Linked DNA regions of Homo sapiens: region 2 is linked to region 1. A link is a loop called in an ENCODE intact Hi-C map of the cell type or tissue named here. Cell type or tissue: PC-3. All regions are shown on one strand. Each heading gives the region's core, and the rest is flanking DNA. Links, peaks and the distances in the headings are about the cores only. Region 1 overlaps PTPRM (protein tyrosine phosphatase receptor type M). Region 2 overlaps PTPRM (protein tyrosine phosphatase receptor type M).

What was found. A loop is a pair of places that touch in the nucleus more often than their neighbours do. Peaks named below come from ENCODE experiments on the same cell type or tissue, not always from the same donor. Only the 100,000 strongest peaks of a DNase experiment are listed, where the experiment ranks them.
Region 2: a loop joins it to region 1, with 5 times the contacts of the local background. A loop is called at or near these places in 11 of 110 quality-filtered maps.

Annotation. Positions count from the first base shown.
Region 1 is chr18:7,570,223-7,580,934 of GRCh38, forward strand. All of the region lies in intron 1 of PTPRM (protein tyrosine phosphatase receptor type M), which reads left to right. Among named protein-coding and RNA genes, the nearest start is that of PTPRM, 8.3 kb to the left of the region's middle. RefSeq lists an enhancer at 7,475-8,231. In PC-3, for the core only: no CTCF peak of the experiment used is centred there; DNase peaks (open chromatin) are centred at 5,639 and 6,689; H3K4me3 peaks cover 2,388 bases; H3K27ac peaks cover 3,188 bases.
Region 2 is chr18:7,632,341-7,643,052 of GRCh38, forward strand. All of the region lies in intron 1 of PTPRM (protein tyrosine phosphatase receptor type M), which reads left to right. Among named protein-coding and RNA genes, the nearest start is that of PTPRM, 70 kb to the left of the region's middle. In PC-3, for the core only: no CTCF peak of the experiment used is centred there; a DNase peak (open chromatin) is centred at 5,151; H3K27ac peaks cover 756 bases.

The sequences.
Region 1 (10,712 bases), core at 1,166-9,165:
GTAGTACAGGTGTGAATCAGGGTTTTGTTTTTTGTTTTTGTATGTTGAGGAAGTTAATTCTGAATGCTAGGAGTGGCATTGACACATTTCTTTTTTATGTTTCTTCCAGAAATTGTAGTAATTGGCTGCTTTTCACTTGACATGGGAATAAATTTTAGAGCCAGAAGAGCTAGATTGTAAGCTCCCTGAGGGCAAAGCCAATTTTCGTTTTCTTCTGACTTTCTCACAAAACATTTCTCATAGATCCTTAGATGTCACAGGCATTATTACTATTTGTTGAATAAATCACTAATGAGAATCTTGATCATTTGCACATATTCAAATTGTGTGTGAATGGACCAATATATAATAAAATGGAGGGAGAGAAGTGATTGTTAAAAGTTAGACTTGGCTTGCCTTTTCCACACTGGGTTCTCTTTAGGCCAATGGACTAATCATGAGGGTTTATAAATATAATCAGTCAAGGGTTTTTGTATAACTCAGACATTATCTACACAAGGCACTCTGCCCTTTGCTTTCTGCAGTGCTCTCCTGTCCTCTTTTGGAATGGGTTTGGAATTGTTAAGATTGTTAATTAACCATTTCTGGAGGTGGACTACATGTGATTTGGATACCAGACATCAGAAATAGAATGCTAAACTTACTGGAAAAGTATTAGGATTTGGGCCTGTGATGACATTGCTTACTTATAATGATGGATTTCATTACAAAATTGTGGGTTTTTTTTTTTTTTTGGAGATAGAGTCTTGCTCTGTCGCCAGGCTGGAGTACAGTGGCACGATCTTGGCTCACTGCAACCTCCACCTCCCGGGTTCGAGCGATTCTCCTGCCTCAGCCTCCCGAGTAGCTGGAACTACAGGTGTGCACCACCACCACCGCCAGCTAATTTTTGTATTTTTAGTAGAGACGGGTTTTCACCATGTTGGCCAGGATGGTCTCAATCTCTTGACCTTGTGATCTGCCTGCCTTGGCCTCCCAAAGTGCTGGGATTACAGACATGAGCCACCGTGCCCAGGCTGAAAAATTGTTTTTTATCATTACCGTTTCTAATTTGTTAGGCAAAATAATGGAGGTTCACTTTATATCTTCTAGGTCTTTAGTGTTCACTAAAAATAACTGGTAAGATGGTATATAAGTAAGACATGAGAAAGAAAGTTAAATTATTTTACCTTTGTTGGAAATTCCCTTTTGCATGGTGAGAAACCAACGAGTTGGCAAGTTGTTCCTCTTTGACCCAATTTCTTAAAAGCCAAGTTGCAACATATATTATATAATACAATGAAGTGTTTAGTTCTACCTTATAATGGTTTTGATGTGTTAAGTTCTGCTAAGCAAGCTTTGGTTTGCAGAAATAGAAATATAGACTTAGCTCTTTGTTTCAGCTACAGTGGTATTTGAAATATATTAAATGTTAACATAACCTTGTGAATTTGGGACTCGTGGAGAAATTAATTTTTTAAAATATTTTAAGGATGTTTGTGGGAAAACAGCTGAAATCTGAATAAAGCCTGTAATTTAGTTAGTAGTGTGGTACCAATGTTAATTTCTTAGCTTTGGTAATTCTGCTCTGTGAATGTAAGATGTTAACATTAGGGGGAAGCTGGGTGAAGGGTGTACTTGCACAGTTTGTATTGTTTTTGCAAGTCTTCTATAAATCTGAAATTTTTTCAAAATACAGAATTTTAAAGCACCCTTTGCAAAGAGTGGTAATATGTTTGTTTAGCAGTTAAGTTTATTTTTTCTTTTTCAGATAACTATAGTCATAGCATTTTACATTTTCAAGGTGCTTTCGCTAGATTGAAAATTGATAATGAAGAAAATACTTCAAATTTAAATCAGTGAGCATGAAAGAAATATGCTAAGAAATTACTATAACATTCTTAGTGTTCTGTATATGTAAAGAAGAATTGCTTGAGCATAATAAATTGTTCCGATCTAGAAAATTATAGGTTTTAGTCTCTCATGTTTTCAAAGGGTTATTTTTACAGATTTTAAGAAAAGAATCTATTGACATGTAGTGATATATGGATAAGTGTGTATATAATTTTGGTAATTCAAAATGAATTTTCTTTAATGAACAAGTAATTTGAATTATGTCTTCAGATTATATAAATTCTTTATAAATGAAGCATAGCCTAGCCTTTAGATTTGGTAAAAGTTGGTTTCAGAATTTAAGCAATTCTGTGACAATTCTAGAAAAGTCAATACCTTTATTTAAATTTTTCATAATTCTCTAAGGATTGTAATATATTCTAGGAATTGTGAGGCTGTATACAGTAGAGGAACTATGTATTAGATTAAATATTGTTTTCTTTCAATTTTTGTTTTAGATTTCATTAAGTTTCTAGAATGAGCATGTATTATCTAAATATCCCAAGGCTTAGTTTTCATTTAGGGAATCAGGCATTTTAATGAGTTTTATGCTTTTCAACAGTGAAACATTTTTCTTAGGGGTTATGTCCACCATGCATTTTACTTTAGTTCTGAGATTCTTCTCTTTGAAAACCAACTTTCCTATAGTTTCACTTTTTAGTGTGCTTACTATCTTTATGAATATAACATGCATGTTAATAGGCTTATTTTATAAGCGAGGGAAGGTTTAATTATTAATGTCTTTCCAACTCACAAACATTCTAAAAAGGTACAAAATAATGTAAATCTTGCATTATAAGAGGATGTTGCTTTTTTGCTTCCTAAAATACCGCGGTGGTTTTCAGTTTAGTCATCAGAAAGCCTGAGTTGACACTGTAGCTCTGAAAAACCCAGCAGAGAAAAATAAGTTGGGCTGCCTTGGGTGGAGAGGAGGAAAGATTTAGTCACCAAGCTTCCTAGTCTGTAGTGCCCCCATCATTGGTGAGGAGGCTGGCAAGGCCAGGGCATAATTAAGGGTCTGGGAGTATGTGAGAGAAAAAGACAAAAACAGGATGAGAAGAGAAGTGTTGTGTACTCAGGTGTGGGATGTGACAAGCTCTAGAGATCTTAGCAAGGGAGGGTCACTCCCCTTGTGCCCTCTTAGCTATGAAGGAGAAACACATGGAAAGTTGAAGGAGGGCCATGAAGAGTGGCAGTTGTGCAGGTAGATCACAGTGACATCCTGCCTCAGTGACGTTAGGTGGCTCTGGGGAGGGCCTGGGAAACTGCACCAGTGTTGATGGTGAGCTAGGTTTTAATCTGTGCTTCTCAAAACCTGCTGTCCACGGGGAGCATCTGGAGGCCTCCTTTCAAAGGCTGCTTCCTGGGGCCCAGCTGTGGTGATTCTGATGTCCACGACAGAGGTCCCCCAGCATCCCTGGGTGGTCAGGGTTTGTAGCCACAGTTGAAGAAACGTTGTCCTGAAAGAGGAGGTTTTTGTTTTGTTTTGTTTTGTTTTGTTTTGTTTTTTTTGAGACAAAGTCTCGCTCTTGTCCCCCAGGCTAGAGTGCAACTGAGTGATATTGGCTCACTACAACCTCTGCCTCCCGGGTTCAAGCGATTCTCCTGCCTCAGCCTCCCGAGTGGCTGGAATTACAGGTGCCTGCCACCACGCCTGGCTAATTTTTGTATTTTTAGTAGAGACGGGGTTTCACCATGTTGGCCATGGCTGGTCTTGAACTCCTGACCTCAGGTGATCCTCCTGCTTCCACCTCCCAAAGTGCTGGGATTACAGGCATGAGCCACCACGCCTGGCCCTGAAAGAGGAGTTTTTAAAGTGTTGTCCTTGAGCCAGCAGCATCAGCATTACATTGAAAGTTGTTAGACTTGCAACCCTCTGACCCTGAATCCGCAACCCTGGGGATGAGGCCCGGCAATCTGTGTTAGAACAAGCCCCCCATGGGATTCTGATGTGACCTGAGATTGGAGAACCCTTGTTCTAAAAGAACTGAGATCTTCTGCCTGCCCTATCAGCCTCCCTTGACAAGAGCTGAAAGAGAACTGGGGGTAAAAATATCACATCCATTCATTCACTGCTTAGCCTCTTGATTAATACGGCCGGTATTACCAACATGGTGATGTGATCGTGTTGTCTCTGGCCAGACACTGGGGAAGAGACTAAATCCAGCCAGTTGTAAAACTCAAATGAATAAAAAAGTTTCCTATGTTTTTACTTACCACGATGTAACAATTAAATTTTGTTGTAATGGTTAGCCATTGGAAATTTCCCTGGGTTGATATTTTGTATAGGAGATATTTGTTGGCTTGTTATAATAAGCATGCAGCCCAGTGTGCTTATTAGAATATTTAATAGTGCTTATTAATAATTCTTATTGAAATATTTAATTCAAATAAATATTTATTGAGCACTTACATTTGTACGGCCCCTTTGTGGATGGTAATGGGCAAGGATAAAGCAGGTATAGTTACCACACTTTGAGAAGTTATTCATTTATTAAAATTTCAAAATCTACTAAAATGGAAAGAAACAGGGACTTTCTCAGGAGAGAACTGGAAGTTAGTAGATGTAAGATTTGGAATTGTAATGTGGAATTGTGAAACTTTGCCTTTGGCAATAAACTCAAATTCCAAATAGAAAGAAAATAAAGGTTTTTCGGCCAGGCGCGGTGGCTCACGCCTGTAATCCCAATACTTTGGGAGGCCGAGGCAGGTGGATCACGAGGTCAGGAGACGGAGACCATCCTGGCTAACGTGGTGAAACCCCGTTTCTACTAAAAATACAAAAAAATTAGCCGGGCGTGTTGGTGGGCGCCTGTAGTCCCAGCTACTCCGGAAGCTGAGGCAGGAGAATGGCGTGAACCCGGGAGGCGGAGCTTGCAGTGAGCCGAGATCGCGCCACTGCACTCCAGTCTGGGCGACAGAGCGAGACTCCGTCTCAAAAAACAGAAAAAAATAATGAAGATTTTTCTTGGACATTTATTTAAAGTACTGACAATGTGTATCCTAAAATTGAGCCTAATTTTTCTCTGAACCCTCAAAGACAACCATTGCATCTCTGTCATTTAACACTCCAGGTAAATAAAAATAATCATGATGTCTTTTAACAGATTGATCCTGAGCGCTTTGTAGCCGGCCTTTCTGAGAAACAGCTGAAGAGTGCTTCCCTGCTGCCGGTTGCTCCTGCTGCCATCCGCAGCTGATCACTAGGTGTAGCTGCGTCCCTTAACCCCCCTGCCTGAGCCAAGCAAGGTCCAGCCCCATCCATAGATGGCTTCCTGGACAGCTAAAGAAAGGCACGAGAGCGGACTTTCATCCGCTTACGTGTGCATCTCTAAGTCTTTATTGTAAAATTGAGTTCTTTAGTGGGAGTTGTAGTTCCACTGCTACTTGTAGTGTAGTTTGTTGAAATTCAGCACTGATCCAGAGACAACTTTAGATTCACCTGCTACAGTCTTACTCAATTTTTTCTTTTTTCTGCTGTGTCATATGTTGCTGCTAATCTACATGTAGTGGTAAAACTGGAAGAAGTAGTATATATTTGCCAACTAAGTAAAGGGTTCATGTTAACCTTTGGGGCCTTCTTGTAGTAGACCAGAAAAAGCAGTGGTGTGGATGGCTCTGTGTAGGTGTGTAACATCTTTAGGACATGGCTTGTCTGTACTTTTCTTACGTCTGCAAGGAGTGACTTCTACAGCACTGAGGGTTTAGGTATGTAATTCAAGAAGTCATGAAAATCTGCCTGGAAATCTGATTCAGCCATTTTTCCTGCTTAAAACTCAGAAGACTAATGAGTCATCAAAAACTTTATATGAAATGCAAGTGTTGGGCTTTGGGTTAGAAGTCAGGGCAGGGTGGAGAATCTGATTGAAGATGGCTGTGTGGCTTCCTTTCGAAACTGGGGCTAGCAGGGGTTGGAAATGACCTTGCAAGCTAAAAGAGCAAGGATTGCAGGACATACAGGAGAGATGAATGAGAGGAGAGGAGTCAGAGACTTGTCAAAACTGATAAGGTTTTAGCATCTCCCTCTGAAGAAAAGGCCACTGTTTAACAGAATGATTTATTTCAACATGCACCAGCCAAAGCAGAAGCAAAGCATTTACTTTTTATGGGCTGCAAAGCATAAAAGCTTATAGAGCATCAGTTTTTCAGATGGGTGAATATTCATTTTAATCTCTCTTTCTATTCAATATGCAGAAAGCAGATTTATTGCATACAATGAGAAGAGTGCATATTAGTGTGGGTTACTCTGGGAGTCTGAGGCCCCATTACTTTTCCCTGGCTTCTAGCTATGGAATCAAAATGGGCTCACAGGTAACAGGTAGGCTTTGACAGAGGGTGAGAAGGAATTGGACCACACCCTTTGTATAGTCTGTGTTTTTTTGATTTTTTTTTCTCAAGGCGTCTTGCTCTGTCATCCAGGCTGGAGTGCAGTGGCAGGATCACTGATCATGGCTCAATGTAGCTTCGACTTCCTGGGCTCAAGCAGTCCTCCCACCTCAGCCTCCTGAGCAGCTGGGTCCATAGGCACAAGCCACCATGCACGGCTAATTAAAGAAAAAAATTGATAGAGATGGGGTTTTGGTACATTGCCCAGGCTAGTCTTAAACTTCTGGGCTCAAGTAGTCTTCAGCCTCCCAAAGTGCTGGGTTTACAGATGTCAGCCACTCTGCCTGGCCCAGCCTGTTTTTGATGGATACTATTTGTTCTCTCTTCTCTGTTTGAGTAGCTTGAGGTACTTTACATCATGTAATAAGCACATGCTTAAAATGAACTTAAAATGGACTCAGTGTGATGTTCCATCTAGATATACAATTATAAGGTGGTTTAAAGCATTCCTTTTAACATACTCATAATGTGTAAAACCAGATTACTTAACAATTTTAGCATGTAGTAGTCACTCAATAAATATTTGTTGAATGAATGAAGAAACAATTTAAAGAAGCTCCCTTGGAGAAGAAAAAAATCAAATAACTTATGCTTAAGGCTGTTTTTTTTTTCCTACTTCCTATCAAGTTTGACTTAGGTATCTCCAATAACCTTAACAATAGAACCAGGCTGTGTGTTTAGTGCCTGGTGCCATTAGCAATTTATAGGTGTATAGAGACACAGTTGCTAAATTTAAAGGAAAAAGTATTACCTTTTGTTAATTAAATATATAAAAGTAAGACTGTAGTTTTATTGTGTATAATAAAAATGTATAAATCAGTTATTGCTATAAAGTAGCATTTTGATATAATACTGATCACTAAAAAATGAAATTTACTATGCAGTAGATTTATCATGACTGTACTCTAGGGGGATTTGATTTAGTCACTGGTATATTAAAGGAACCATGGTATCACCAGAAAGAAGATTCCATGACAGGGAATAATATATATTATCTCTGCTGCCTTTTATTTCTGATATAGAATGAAATGAATTATACCTACACAGAGCTCAGACAGCATCATGATAACATCAGGCTCATCTTCATTACAGCAGGCATGTTCTCGTTCCTTTTTCATTCAGTGTATCATACTCTCAAGTGATAAAACTTAATAAAAAGAGGCTACTTTGACAACAACCTCATAAACTGTGTTTTCTACTTCCTCAACTTCTGAAGTCTTGAACACCAAATGTGGTGTAAAATTTCCACCATGAGTTCAGGTCATTGGCTCTCATTGGCATTGTGTTCTGTGTGTGTGTGTGTGAGGGAGGTTCTCCCTCGTCTCTCTGTCTGTCATCATTTTCATCCCAAATGTGTGACTTTTTAAAGAGCCTCTGCTTTTCTTTCTAATCTTGCTCAGTAGGCAGGGGCCCCTGTGAGACAGCTGGTTGAGAATGCTTGGTATGTTTGGAGTGCAGCATGCTTTGTCAGAGAGGGACAGGACACAGTGGGGGTCTGAGGCTGTGACATCAGCCATGGGGATCCCTGAGCTGTTGAAAGAAGGGCAGTAGTAGCCTCTGGTTGGATCAGGTCTTCCTGGCATTGAGTTCTCCTTCTACCTCTAAGTAGCCATGAGACCTTGGGTGTGTTATTTCATTTTAAAATACCCTGCAGGATGATGATGATGATTATGATGATGATGATGATAATGATGATTTTTAGACAGGGTCTCACTCTTGTCACCCAGGCTGTAGTGCAAGTGGCATGATCATAGCTCACTGCAGCCTTGAACTCCTGGGCTCGAGCGATCCTCCCACCTCAGCCTCCTGAGTAGTTGGGAGCATAGGTGCATCACCATGCCTGGCTAATTAATTTTTTTTTTTTTTTTTTTTTGAGACGGAGTCTTGCTCTGTCGCCCAGGCTGGAGTACAATGGCGTGATCTTGGCTCACTGCAAGCTCCACCTCCCAGGTTCATGCCATTCTCCTGCCTCAGCCTCCCGAGTAGCTGGGGCTATAGGCGCCCGCCACCATGCCCGGCTAATTTTTTGTATTTTTAGTAGAGATGGGGTTTCACTGTGTTAGCCAGGATGGTCTCGATCTCCTGACCTCGTGATCCGCCCACCTTGGCCTCCCAAAGTGCTGGGATTACAGGCGTGAGCCACAGCGCCTGGCCAATTTTTTTTTTTTTTTTAAGAGACAGAGGTCTTGCTTTGTTGCCTTGGCTGGTCTCAAAACACCTGGGTTCAAGTGATCCTCCCACCTCAGCCTCCCAAAGTGCTGGGATTACAGGCGTGAGCTGCTAATGCCCAGCCTCCTTGCAGAGTTATTGCAAAGACTAAATCAGAGAACCAATGCTGTGATGTCAGGGGCCCCTGGGGTGATAGGGCTTCATGTGTAATTAGTGGTCAGAATAAGACGGGTCCATCAGTCTGTTCCCCCATCCTCATGCAGATTACAGATTTAAGCATAGGAACCCTGTGCTTTCATAAGTGAAAAAGTGTTGAATATTGGCAATTTCACATGATTCAGACTAACACATCCCCTTTCTGGGTCCAAGGCTTTGATAGTTGTGGTGCTGGGAGGTTGTATAAGTGACATAGAAGTATGTGTATGTGGTTATGTATGTCTAGATTTTATAAACAGGGCCAACATTATGTTTGAAAAGAAAAAAGCCCCCTGAAATTAGCAAAATAATCATGTTAAAATTGGCATCATGAAAAGCCAGCACTGCTCGGTGCCATGGAAGGCCCTGCATCCTGGATACCTGCATTACAGTCACCTGAAGCACTTGTTAAAAATGCAGATTCCTGGCCCCACCAGACCTACAGAGTCAGAAACTGGAAAGAAATACCTCATATGATTTTGATCTTCTTTAAAGTTGAAGAGCTACTGGAAGGAAAGTAACAGTGACTCAGAGACCCTGCCTTTGTATTGAATTTATCACATCTACTATGAGGAGTGTTAAGAAAGCATCTGAGGATTACTATTAATACATGAATTTTTACATAGCAAACTATAATTGGCCAGAGAGCATTTCTTTTATAAAGCAGAGGCTTTTCAGCATTAGAAGAGAAAATGAGTTATGAAACAATTACATTATAGAAACTTATCTGCTTCGTATATATCTTGCAACTTGGTGACCTCTAGTAAATGTGGCATCACTCTGGAATGTTTAGAATATAGTGAAAGAATAAAGACATTTTGGAGTAATCAGAACACAGATGATTTTAGATCTCTAAATTTGCCAATTTGAGCTGCATTTTGAGATGACTCATTCAGGGAAGATCATGAGACAAGATGATCTGCAAAGTATTTTGGGAAGATTATTTTCCAGCACTTAGTCCTTTACTTCATGTTCATTGAAACATGTGAACGTTGTGGAATGATTTGTCTTAGGTGCCCCATAAGGATGGACCAAAAGCTTGGTGCTTTGATTGCAGTAGTTTTAAAAAGTCTCACAAACCTCAAAATGGGCATATTGGTCTGTTAAAGCACTTGAAATTTCCACTAGCTCATCATTTTGGCCAAGGAAGAAAGGTCTTTGTCAAAATGTCGTCTCTAGGAGAGGTGGCTCATTAAGTTATCTTAAATATGACATCTCTAACTAGCTGTCACCTCGATAAGTTGACATCTTTAGATTCTCCCTTGTAAAATGACATTTGATTCAAGGATCTCTCCAATATCTTAAAGAGTATGAGGATTGTCATCAGCTTATGTCTTAGTTCAGATTAGTTTGTCAGATGGCACAGCAAAAGAGAATGAGACTTGGATCATTGGGTCATTTTTGATAGGTGAGCATGGGAGACATGTCTAGAGCACTGGGTCCCATCTGAGAGAGTGCCTGATACAGCATGAGGTTGCTTGCTAACAAGAAGTGGGTGTTGAAGGGCTGTCTGCAAGATTTTAGATGCTTTGAACATTTGCCATAGGCTTCATCTGCTAAGCTATGCACTTAGCATAAGCGAAGTTCACTCTTTCTCTCTGTACTTGAGAATGTAGCTACCATTCACAGGTGACGCCAAAGGCTCTTCAGCAACTAGACTGTTAAGGCCTGTGGCTTTCTTCTTAAATATTGATAATATACGTAAGCCTTATTTCAGGGGCTTAGCATTGATAGTCATAAGTGATAACCATATATTGAGCACTAAGTATGTGCTAAATAGTGTGCTGAGAGGGTATGATATTCTCAAACTTATTGCCCCCCATTTACAAATAAAAGCTTGGCTGAGAGAATCAACGGAGACTTTGGGAGGTAAAGTCGTCTCCACTCCCAACCCAACCATGTCATCCGAACGTGGGGTACATGTACCATATTATGTCTCCCTCCCCATACATACACAGAGTAGTGTTTTCCTGATTTATGCTTTACTTTGATGCCATCCTCCTGTATTGAAGTGTGCTCTAAGAAAAAGCATTTCAAATGTAGTGTTGTGGCTGCTAGGAAGATATTAAGTGATGTTGTATTATGTCATA
Region 2 (10,712 bases), core at 916-8,915, 62 kb after region 1:
CAGAGATGTTGCGTAATTGGCCTACAAGTTGCACAGATAGTAAGGGTAAAATTAGAATTGGAACTTGCGTTTAATTCCACAGTCTGTGTTTCTACTCTTTTTGCTTCATTGCTAAGATTTGGGCAATCCATAGGTCTTCAGTGATGCAAATCACCTCCAAGAAACCCCAGTGCCTTAGCACTTGGTGTCGTTTCCATGAACAGAGCTTTTGGTTTCCTTTGCTCAGACACTGTCCAAGTTGGGGCGGCTGAAAAAGGCTCCCTGAGCTGGCCACATCTGTTTTAATTAGGGATGTGTAAAATTCCAGCCATCAACTGTGCCAGAAGTCTGGATAGGCTGCATGTTACAGCTGATAAATGATCTAAGGCAAATTATCTGGATTTAGGGATGGTATTTGGGATGAAATAATGGAGAGTTAGAATGGTCTCTCAGCAAAGCTACGTGCTGTTTACTGTAGGAATTAGCATGCCTGATTAGTACAGCTCTGAGAAGGGATGAAAATGTCTAAAAAAATTCAGCAATTGCCTCAGTGCCCTAAATAGTCTTATGTCAGCAATTAGCAGTAACAGTCTTTCATTAATCCATCAGATTTCTGATGCTGCACATCCTAATGCAGGAGATAATAGAGAATCCTCAGGATTAGCCACTGATGCATCACACCACAGTATGTCATTACAGCAGCAGTGTTGAGACAGCATATTGAAGCAGAAAAACGGTAGAGCAACAATTCTCTGAAAGCAGGAAAGTGCTCCTTTTCTTCATTCATTTCAGAGTGCCATGTGCAATGAGCCATGACCAGGCAGCAGTCTGTATCACCAACTCTTTGGAGGTGTGTAAGTCGGCTTTTTAGTTGTATTAATGAGATGTTGCAAAAATAAGAGAGTCCAAGGAAAGAAACATATTGCTGGTAAATTCAAAGGGGTTCAGATTTTGCAACCATTCCTTGATGAAATGGACTCTCTTTCATGTATTCTGTGGTCGTGTTACCTAATCTTAGGAGGAGTCACCATGTTTTTGCTCTTCCCCAAATTCATCTTTGGATGGCTGTGTCTCAGAATCATTCAGCAAATATTTCACATCCTTTCTGGTTTCTTCAAGTCTCCAAATGCCTTCCCTTCCCCTCATTCCTGGCAGGGAGTCTTGCCTTGTACTTGACTTCCATCTTCTTAGCATCATGTGAACTCTCCCACCTTCCCTTCACTCCTCTTGGAATCCCCATGTTGTCACCTGTGTGTGTAGTGTGTGGTTGTCACACTTTGACAGATCTAATTTCAAATCTGACCTGCTCTCTCTATCTGGCAGAGTGACCAGGCACTACTCACTTGGAACCTTTGATCCCCTCCTTTCTTTCCAAATGCTCTTCCTGCATCCTCCGCATCGCAGGAAAGGACAGCATCTTTTGTCTGGTTCTCAAGCTGAGAAACTTGGAGTCATCCTGATTCCTGTTTCTCTCATGCCTACATTCAGCCAGTCAGCAGATCCTGTTGATTCTACCTTCACAGTATTTCCAACCACCATCCCGGCCCTCCTGCAGGTCTTTGCTGGCGTGATTCTTCCCTAGGACTTTCCCCTTTTCAGCATTGCCCCATAATGGTCTAGTCTGACCATTCCAAAATATGAATCTGATCACAGAGCCTCCAAAGTCTTCCATTTTTCACCTGGGAAAACACAGAATCTTTTCCAAGGCCCGCTGGGTATGGTGTGATTTGCTTCTAGCACTTCTCTTTGTTCATCTCCTACAGCTTCATCCCATCTCCTGCCATGGGCCCTGATGCTCCTCAAACACTCAAGCATATGTCCTCCTTGTAGCTCCTTTCTGTTTTTTCTTGTTGCTGTTTTTGTTTTAGTTGGCTGTATCCTCCGTGAGAATGTTCATTCCATAAAGAACAGGATTTTTTTTTTCCCATTTTGTTCACTGCCATCTCCAGCCTCTCGATTCCCATTGTACTGTTGCCTCTCTTCAATTTGAGAAATGCAGACCTATAGAATGAAGTTCAGGCTCTTTATCATAGTATTTGGTCTTCTCCACAATGCCCAGTTCCCTGTCTTTGGGCCATTACTGTTTGTATACTCACAGGAACCCTAGCTACACCCAGTTATACCATGGCTATGTCTTTGTCCCCATGGCTGTGAAGGTAGGACATGCTGAAAAGCTCTTTCCTCATTTTTACTTGTTAAAGGTCTATTCCTTATCTTTAATGCCCAAATGGATTGAACAATATTTTAGATTTCTCCCAATAAACATTTATCCTCCTTTCCTCTGAAATTTGCTGCCACTTGTATAGCATTTATCACATTTCGCCTTTGTAAGTTATTTGTGAACATCTTTCTCTTTTGTTATTCTTGTAAAATCCTTGACGATGGATTTCTTTTCATTTCAGATCTATTGTTGCATCCCTAGTTATCACCTTTTACACAGTGTTTAGCCAACTTATTTACAAATAGAAACAGCCTTAAGTTCATATTTCAAATGATCTCAATTAGTGTAGAAAGCTTTTATTATTTCCTCTTGTGTGAATTATTTACATGAACAAGAAATAACATGCATATGACAACAAATTAGGATATGTTATTTTCATATTAAATGTCCCTAAGATAATAAGCAATGAATTATTAATGTATCACACAGGCATATCTTTTATTTTATTTTTTGTTTTTTCAAATGTAAAAACAAAACTAAATTTGTCCTACCAGAAGCTCATAGGGTATGTTTAGGCTTTCAGGGAAAATAATTATTTTTACTTAGAGATCAGTAGCTAAATATAAAAAAGAACTTAAAATTTGCATTGTGCCCCCCAAAATTATGCCATGTATTTGGAATGTGTATTTCATATATGTTGGAGTTTAAAATATTTTTCCAGCAGTATAGAAAAACAGAAGAAAATGGACTTACATTTATTGTTAAAGCAACGTGTATTTTATATTTTTATATTTAAAATGCTTTTGATTATAATAGCTAAGGCAATTTTATAATGCAGGGCCCAAGTCTCATTTCCTTTCTGCTCTTCCACCAGGTAAGTAGTACTTCTTGATTTAATGCACTGATATTTTCTATAAAGTGCTTAGCATAGTACTATGTGCTTAATAGGTAGTTAGCACCCAATAAATATTAGCTTCTATTATTCATAAAGAAGTGACCTTCTCTTTTCAGAGTCCTTCTTGGCCTGTCATTTATCATATTATTGCCTTGTATTATTTTTATGTCTTTTCCAGCTAAGTGTCCTTTAATATTGTAGATAATTTTGTACATTGTAAAGGATTAATAAATTATTTATCCACTGAATAAATAATGAACTTGTGAACATTCTTTTAAAATTTAAGTAGCTCTGAAGTTTGCTCATATTGAGCCCAAACATGGCGGAAACTTCTGAGCATAGACAAGTTAATGCCATAAATAATCCCAGAAAAGCCACTGGACACAGAACGAGTCTCTGGGGATGAACCAGAAGTCACATTTGCCTGCCTACATTTTCCTTGCGGAGGCAGTTCTACTAAATTAACAGGGGATATATTAGCATGTTCAGAGACCTCTAAGGTACAGTAAAATCCATAGAATGCCCACTTCCACTACATTTGATAGAGTTACCCATTGGGTTAAGATTAGTTACTCAGTTTATTTATGTTGTAAATGACTTATTTGGCCATTTGTTTGGGAAAGGTAGGAAGAGCAGTGGAGAGAATGAGAGACTGCAGGGCAGACAAACGCTTCTGTTTTCTGACTGTGCACTCACATGAGAGAAAGAGAGCCTTTCAAAAAGTATTTGCTTGGGTGCTTCACATGGAAGATGTGAGCTGCTGAACTCTGGGAGCTGGCAGCCAGCCTGAATATGTCCTTTAAAGTGTACCTACCTGTTAACCACTGCAGTGCTTGGAATCTAGTAGGCATTCAAGGAAACTTGGATGTATAGATGACAAACTGGAAGTGACAATGTTCCAGGTAGAGGAGATAGCTTGCTTTTTATGGATGGCTTAGTTGCAGGCCTCCATTGGGTTCTCCCAAGGCTCAGTGTTTTGCCTGGAAGTTAAGCCATTTTCAGATCTATGAGTGCATAGGTAATGTAACCATTACATTATTATTGTTCTATTTCATTTACTTCCAAGTAAACCCCAGTCTTCCTTGTCATGATTATATTGATTGTATTCATTCCCACAATGATTCAAAAATACTGTGTGTCTCAGAATTGCATGGCCCTCCATTGGACAAGTGGGGCTAAAATGTAAGCAAGGTGGGCTTCCTAGAGAAGCCTACAGCCTAAGGGGGAGATGAGACCTGCTTACATGGCTGTCAGTACAGGACAGAGGAGGCGCGTGCTACACAGTAAAGGACTTCAGAGGAGGGAAATAGTCTGTACAGTCTGCAGGATGCCAAAGCACTTCAGAGAAGAAGTTGCATTTTAAGCAAGACTTTGAAGGAGATGTTGGATTTAAACAAAGGGACTGGGTTGGAGGTTTAGAGTGAGGACATTGAAGAGAAAGCAACAGGCATAGTAATTGGTAACTTTACAGTCATATCAATTAATTTATGTTAATTAAAAGTGTAATTCAGGCTGGGTGTGATGGCTCACTCCTGTAATCCCAGAACTTTGGGAGGCCTAGGCTGGCAGATGACATGAGGCCAGGAGTTTGAGACCAGCTTGGCCAACATGGTGAAACCCCATCTCTACTAAAAATGCAAAAATTAACCAGGCAAGGTGGTGCATGTCTGTAATCCCAGCTACTTGGGAGGCTGAGGCACAAGAATCACTTGAACCCAGGAGGTGGAGGTTGCAGTGAGCTGAGACTGCACCACTGCACTTTAGCCTGGGTGACAGAGCGAGACCCTGACTCAAAAAAAAAAAAAAAAAAACAGTGTAATTCATTTGCACATGTGTATCTGGCTAAGTAAAATGTTGTATATTGTCAAGTTTAAGATAAATTTTATTTCCCTTTATATCCTGTAGGACATCACAATAAAATTTTGTTTGGTCAGGCTTTTCTTATACTGTTTTATTTCTTTTAAGCATTGGGATTCTTCATACTCAAGATAAAAAAGGAAGTCATAATTGCATGTTATGATATTCTTTGAAGTTATGTTGGACAGCGTCCACAGTAGAAAAGGTTAAGTTCATTTCTTAATGTGTACACACTGCCTCTTACCCACTAGCATTGGGGCCACCTCATTCATTTGTTTGCTCATTCAACAAATATTTATTAGGCATCTACTGTGTGCCAGGCAGTGTCTAGTGTCTTTCAATTGTGTTTGCATTCCTCATGGTATGTTTTATATTCTTTTTCTTTCTTCTATTCTATGAACGTTTCTTTGGGGGATATAGTAGGTTCTTAATAATCATTGAATTAATGCACATTGAAAAATCTCACAAAGGAATTCAGGCATGAATAAGCAAGATGGACTTGTTGAAAGTTCCACTGCAGTTTTGGACTTGAGTACAAATATTGAATACTATGTTTCATAGGGTTTCATTAGAACAGAATGCGTTTACAACTTTTGAAAATTTTCTGGTGCTTTTCCTTAATTTAACAAATAATCCCACACATGAATCACATCACTGTTCAAAAATGTAACTTTGTATTTTGACTAACCTTACCTAATGGGGTTTTGGTATTAATTTAAGCATGAAGAACTATTCTTGGCTTTTGCCAGGAAACAGGTAGTTAAAGTTCTCTATACTTTTATTAATCATAACATTTCTTTAGGCCATTTCAGCTCTTATATGACTTGAGGGTGAATGAAAAACCATTCAGTTAACCAAACAGAGAAAACTGAAGACTGATTAGTTGAAGTCTCACAGAGTATATGCCCCTTCTACTCTACCCTAAACACTGAGATAGTCACATTTCCTAGAAAGACCCAGCGAAACCAGATTAGTAGAAAGAGGTCCAGAATAAAGTATCTGAGAAAGCATTATATCTGTAAGAGGAGAGTGTTTTACAGAAGATGAAGACTAATAATTTCAACTTCATGTGATAAATCCAGTTTGTTTCATTTTTAAATTTATGCTTCCTAATAAAGTAATTTATTCTAGGGCTCAAGGTTTTATAAATGGAGAAAGACAGTGCATATGATTAAGATTTCAAACTCTGTCATGAAAAGAATTATCCATGTTTCTGCCTGCCCCATGTTGTATAAATTTCTCTGTGACTTATAATTTCTTAGACATATTTATCTAATGATGTGTGTTTGAAAGCATCCACATTTTGTGTCTGCCCTAGTTTTTTAATGATTTTAAGTGCATTTTTAATGGTTGAAACTGTTATGTAGACCATCTTCTGAGGCAAAAACATGAAGTACTACATCACAATATTAAGTTCTTCAAATTAGAATTACAGTTTTAGTGCATTTGTTATTTAAGTATTATTAGGTTAGTTCTTATGCTAATTTTAGATTTATTAACAGATAGGCTGGAGCCTGCCAATTAATGCTTTTTACTCTTGATTCAGCAATAATTTGGGTAGTCAGAAATGCAGATGCATTTCTTATGGTCTTTTAGAAAATTATTTTCTTTTGATTTAATTACTTGGTGCAGGACATATTTCATTACGACACTTCTAAATCCAATTAAATATTTTTCTACAGGCAACAATTATTCTAAACTCTTTTCCTCACAGTGGAAAAGTTGATCATCTTGAATAATCTTAACCATGTTTATTTCTCCAAAACTGTAGTGTTTTACCTTGTAAATTTTCTTGTTTTCCAGGTGAATTTAAACTAGATATCTCATTTCCATTTTTCAGCATTTTCTCCAATTTGATTGACTTGTACTAATTGCTCTGTTGCCCAGGCTGGAGTGCAGTGGGGCGATCTCCACTCACTGCAAGCTCCACCTCCAGGGTTCACGCCATTCTCCTGCCTCAGCCTCCCGAGTACCTGGGGCTACAGATGCCTGCCACCACACCTGGCTAACTTTATTTTTAGTAGAGATGGGGTTTCACCGTGTTAGCCAGAATCGTCTCGATCTCCTGACCTCGTGATCCGCCTGCCTTGGCCTCCCAAAGTGCTGGGATTACAGGCGTGAGCCACCGCACCCAGCCTGACTTGTATTATTCTATATGCTTTTTTTTTTTTGAGATGAAGTCTCGCTCTTGTCCACCAGGCTGGAGTGCGATGGCGTGATCTTGGCTCACTGTAACCTCTGCCTCTTGAGTTTAAGTGATTCTCCTGCCTCAGCCTCCTGAGTAGCTGGGATTACAGGCACCTGCCACCACGCCTGGCTGATTTTTGTATTTTTAGTAGAGATGGGGTTTCACCGTGTTGGCTGGGCTGGTCTGGTCTCGAACTCCTGACCTCAGGTGACCCACCCGCCTTGGCCTCCCAAAGTGCTGGGATTACAGGCTTGAGCCACCGCTCTCGGCCTCTATATGCTTTTATATTCATATTCCACATGCTGTTTACATTTATATGGTGAACAAGCAGATATCATCCTGATATTGTAGAGCACATGATTTCTTGCTGTATTTTCATTGACTTTTTTCCAGTGAGCAAATAGAATATTTTTTACATTAGTTTTCACTTCTAGTTAGAATATATCTGTATTTGAAAATTTACCCAAAGAGTATTGCCACATCTTAACAAGTAGATTACTAAAGAAGGAAATAGCCTTGTTATCATGTTTTATTTTACTTGTAACAAATTCCAGTTTCTAAATATTCAAAGGAAGTGCATAACTAGTGTTTTCCAGATAACTTGTTTGGTAGGGGTTTTAGGGGTGGAGATGGTCTGTAATCAAAAATAAATGGCAGAATGGATGGATGACTGGCAGTGACAGATACTGAGCATTGAGGGGGAAATCATACTTAAAATGAATTTCCTATATCTTAGAATGTTAATAAAATATTATATAATTTATTATGCTGATGATTAGCCTGTGGGGTTTCTCTCCTGTTTCAGTACAGGTAGGCAGAACTTGCTACAGAAAGAAACTTCCAGTGTCCAGTTGAATGAATTAATTATATATATGTCATTCCAAATTATCTGATAGTTATATAATTTGAAGCAAATAATTATATGAAAGGAGCTTTAGAGATCATCTTACTGCAATTTTGTGATAATGAGGAAATTGAGGTCCGAGGAATTTTACTTTTCTCAGGTCATTGTGTATTAGGATGCTTTTGGTTGCAAGTGTCAGAGTCCCCAGTTGAAACTAGTTTAAGTAAACTAAAATATATATATATGACTGGGAAATCTAGGAGTAGATTTGGAGTCAGAAGTGCAGCAGCCAATTGGTGTGGTTAGGAGTTGGGTATTATAACTTTAGGTCATCCTTATTCCTAAGGATGTGGTAGGGAGACAGGTGATTGGCAGCTCCACTAGAACCATGGGGAAAGGGAGGAGCCAGTCTCTGAAAAAGGAAATAAACTCACCTAGTTTAGTGGAAGAATTGCTGCTGGAATCTGGCCTTTAGATTCCCAAGTTAATGCCATCTACATCAAAACCTTAATATGTAGTAGGATAGTTGGATTAATTAAGAGGGTGCTTAACTCTTAGTTGAGTAGATTGTCTACTTAGTTTTCATTTTAGAGCACCCTGAAGTTGGGGTTCTAAAGCCTTGTTTTAAAGCCAATAGAGCCTTTGGCTACAGTCTTTTGGAAGTTAGGGTTTTTATAAAACAAATGCATTGTTGGTGACATGATAAATGCAGATGAGAATAGAGCACAAATCTGCTAAAAATTTAGAATTTTTAAAAATGATAATGGAAATAACTCCCAAGAACATATAAACTATGATCTGTTCAACATGCAGGTCTTTTCAGCTTTTCTTTCTCTTTGTCCCGGAGCTAAAGCTTGATTCAGGACCTGGCTGTGTGTCCTACTTGGAGCTGCTGAAAGGTCCCCACACATTCCAGTCAACCTATATCTTCCTTCTCCAGGGACCTTGTCATCTCAGCGAGTAGATTTAATTTGTCTTTAATATTAAATATGTTCAGTAAGTATGTGTGTATGTACGTGTGTCTGTTTAAACTTTACATTTGATTTTTCCTAATTATCCTTAGTGAATTCTTAGAAATGTGATCAGAAATACCCATAATATTAAGAAAAGGAGAAAGAGAGACAGGAAAGGACTTAGTTAATTCAAAAACTGCATAATATATCAAGATATGATTGCTATCACATACTAACAGAATGTTTAAGTTCTCTCACTCATGAAAAAAAACACACATCTTCCAGATAAAAAGGTAACACAAATGTGTGTACCTTAATCATACCCATATGTAAAACTAGAGCGGTGGCATGAATCCCAAGAAGTGGGCGGTTGCCCACAGCTGTACTTCTGTCTCAGATGGATAACTGCAATCACTAACCTTTTTTGAAGAATTTGATATGATACTGAGAAAATAGTGATTAATCAAAGCCCCTTTTAAAATGGAAGACTTTCATCTATAGGCATTAACTTTTTATGATCAGAGAAAAAAGCAGTAAAGAATAGGTGAAACATTTATTGTATACTTACTTTCGGTCCAGCATTATGCTTTACATACTTAAATTTCTAATTCATCTTATCTGTGAAGTGAGTACTATTGCAAATATGAATTCACTTTACAGATGAGGAAACTGAGGCCTGGAGAGGTTAAGTAAATGATCTAAGGCGAATCCAGGTCAGAATGTGTGCTCTTGAGGGCTATGAGGGATGTGGAGGATTAGTATAGGAGCACTGTCTGGTTGTAAATGGCAGGGCAGAAACCTGACCTTTGAACCACTCTGTGTTCTACCTGCTTCCGTGGCAGACCTTGTCCCAAATATTTCAGGATTGATCAAGCAAGTAACAATACTAGGTTATTGACTCACGGTTCTGTGAAGGAAAGAAAATTGAATATTTCTGAGAAAAATTGTACCAAAATAGAGAGTGCCCTTAAACTGTATCAGCTTGTGAGACGTGTTTTAGGCAAGAAGTTTCCAGTTTTTTTCCTGGGAAATGCTGTACAGCAGTGGGCCCTGGGAGGAACGGCATATACATTAAACTCCTTCCAGAGAACTATTTGTTCTCTTTTAGGGACAAGATGTGTTCTTAAAAGTTGGGCAGACTTCACATCTAATTCTTCTACTGTCGTTACAATTTCCTACACTAATCCTAAATTCCGTGGAGTTTTTATTACATTGGTTGGTGGCATTAGCCTGTCAACAGCTGGATGAGATAGAAGTTAGAAAATGGACTTTTTGAGGTCAGGAAGCTAAGCAACCAGAAGAACCAATTTGTCAACTTAAATCATCTGGGGAATGGAAAAAATTATTCCACAATGTGGGAAATAAAAGACCGCCTGGAGCTACTGGTTTTTGTTTTTATTTTCTTTTTGTTATTCCTCTTTGCACTTCCCTTTTCCGAGCAGCATTATGTGTGGGTTATAGAAAGCTTACATGTTGACTTTGTTATGTGGTCATTTGATGTGGTCGCGCTAACGTTTATTGTAAATACTGTGAGTATTTTTCACCCTTCTGGCTTAATTACCTGTGGCCACATCAACCTGAATGTATTTGAGAGGTAAAGGGGCCCAAGACTTCAGTAAGAGCCTTTACTTAAAAAAAAAAAAAAAAAAAGAAGAAGAAAGAAAAAATTTTCATCTTTGTGTTGTTTATCTTTTAATAATGGGGCATTCATGCATTTTCCATATTTGGGGTGATAGTATTTGGGAAGGTGAACTTCATTTGCAGGTTTTATAAAACTTATTTCTTCACAATACTTAGGAATATATTTAGTATAATATTTTATAAAATTTAAATAC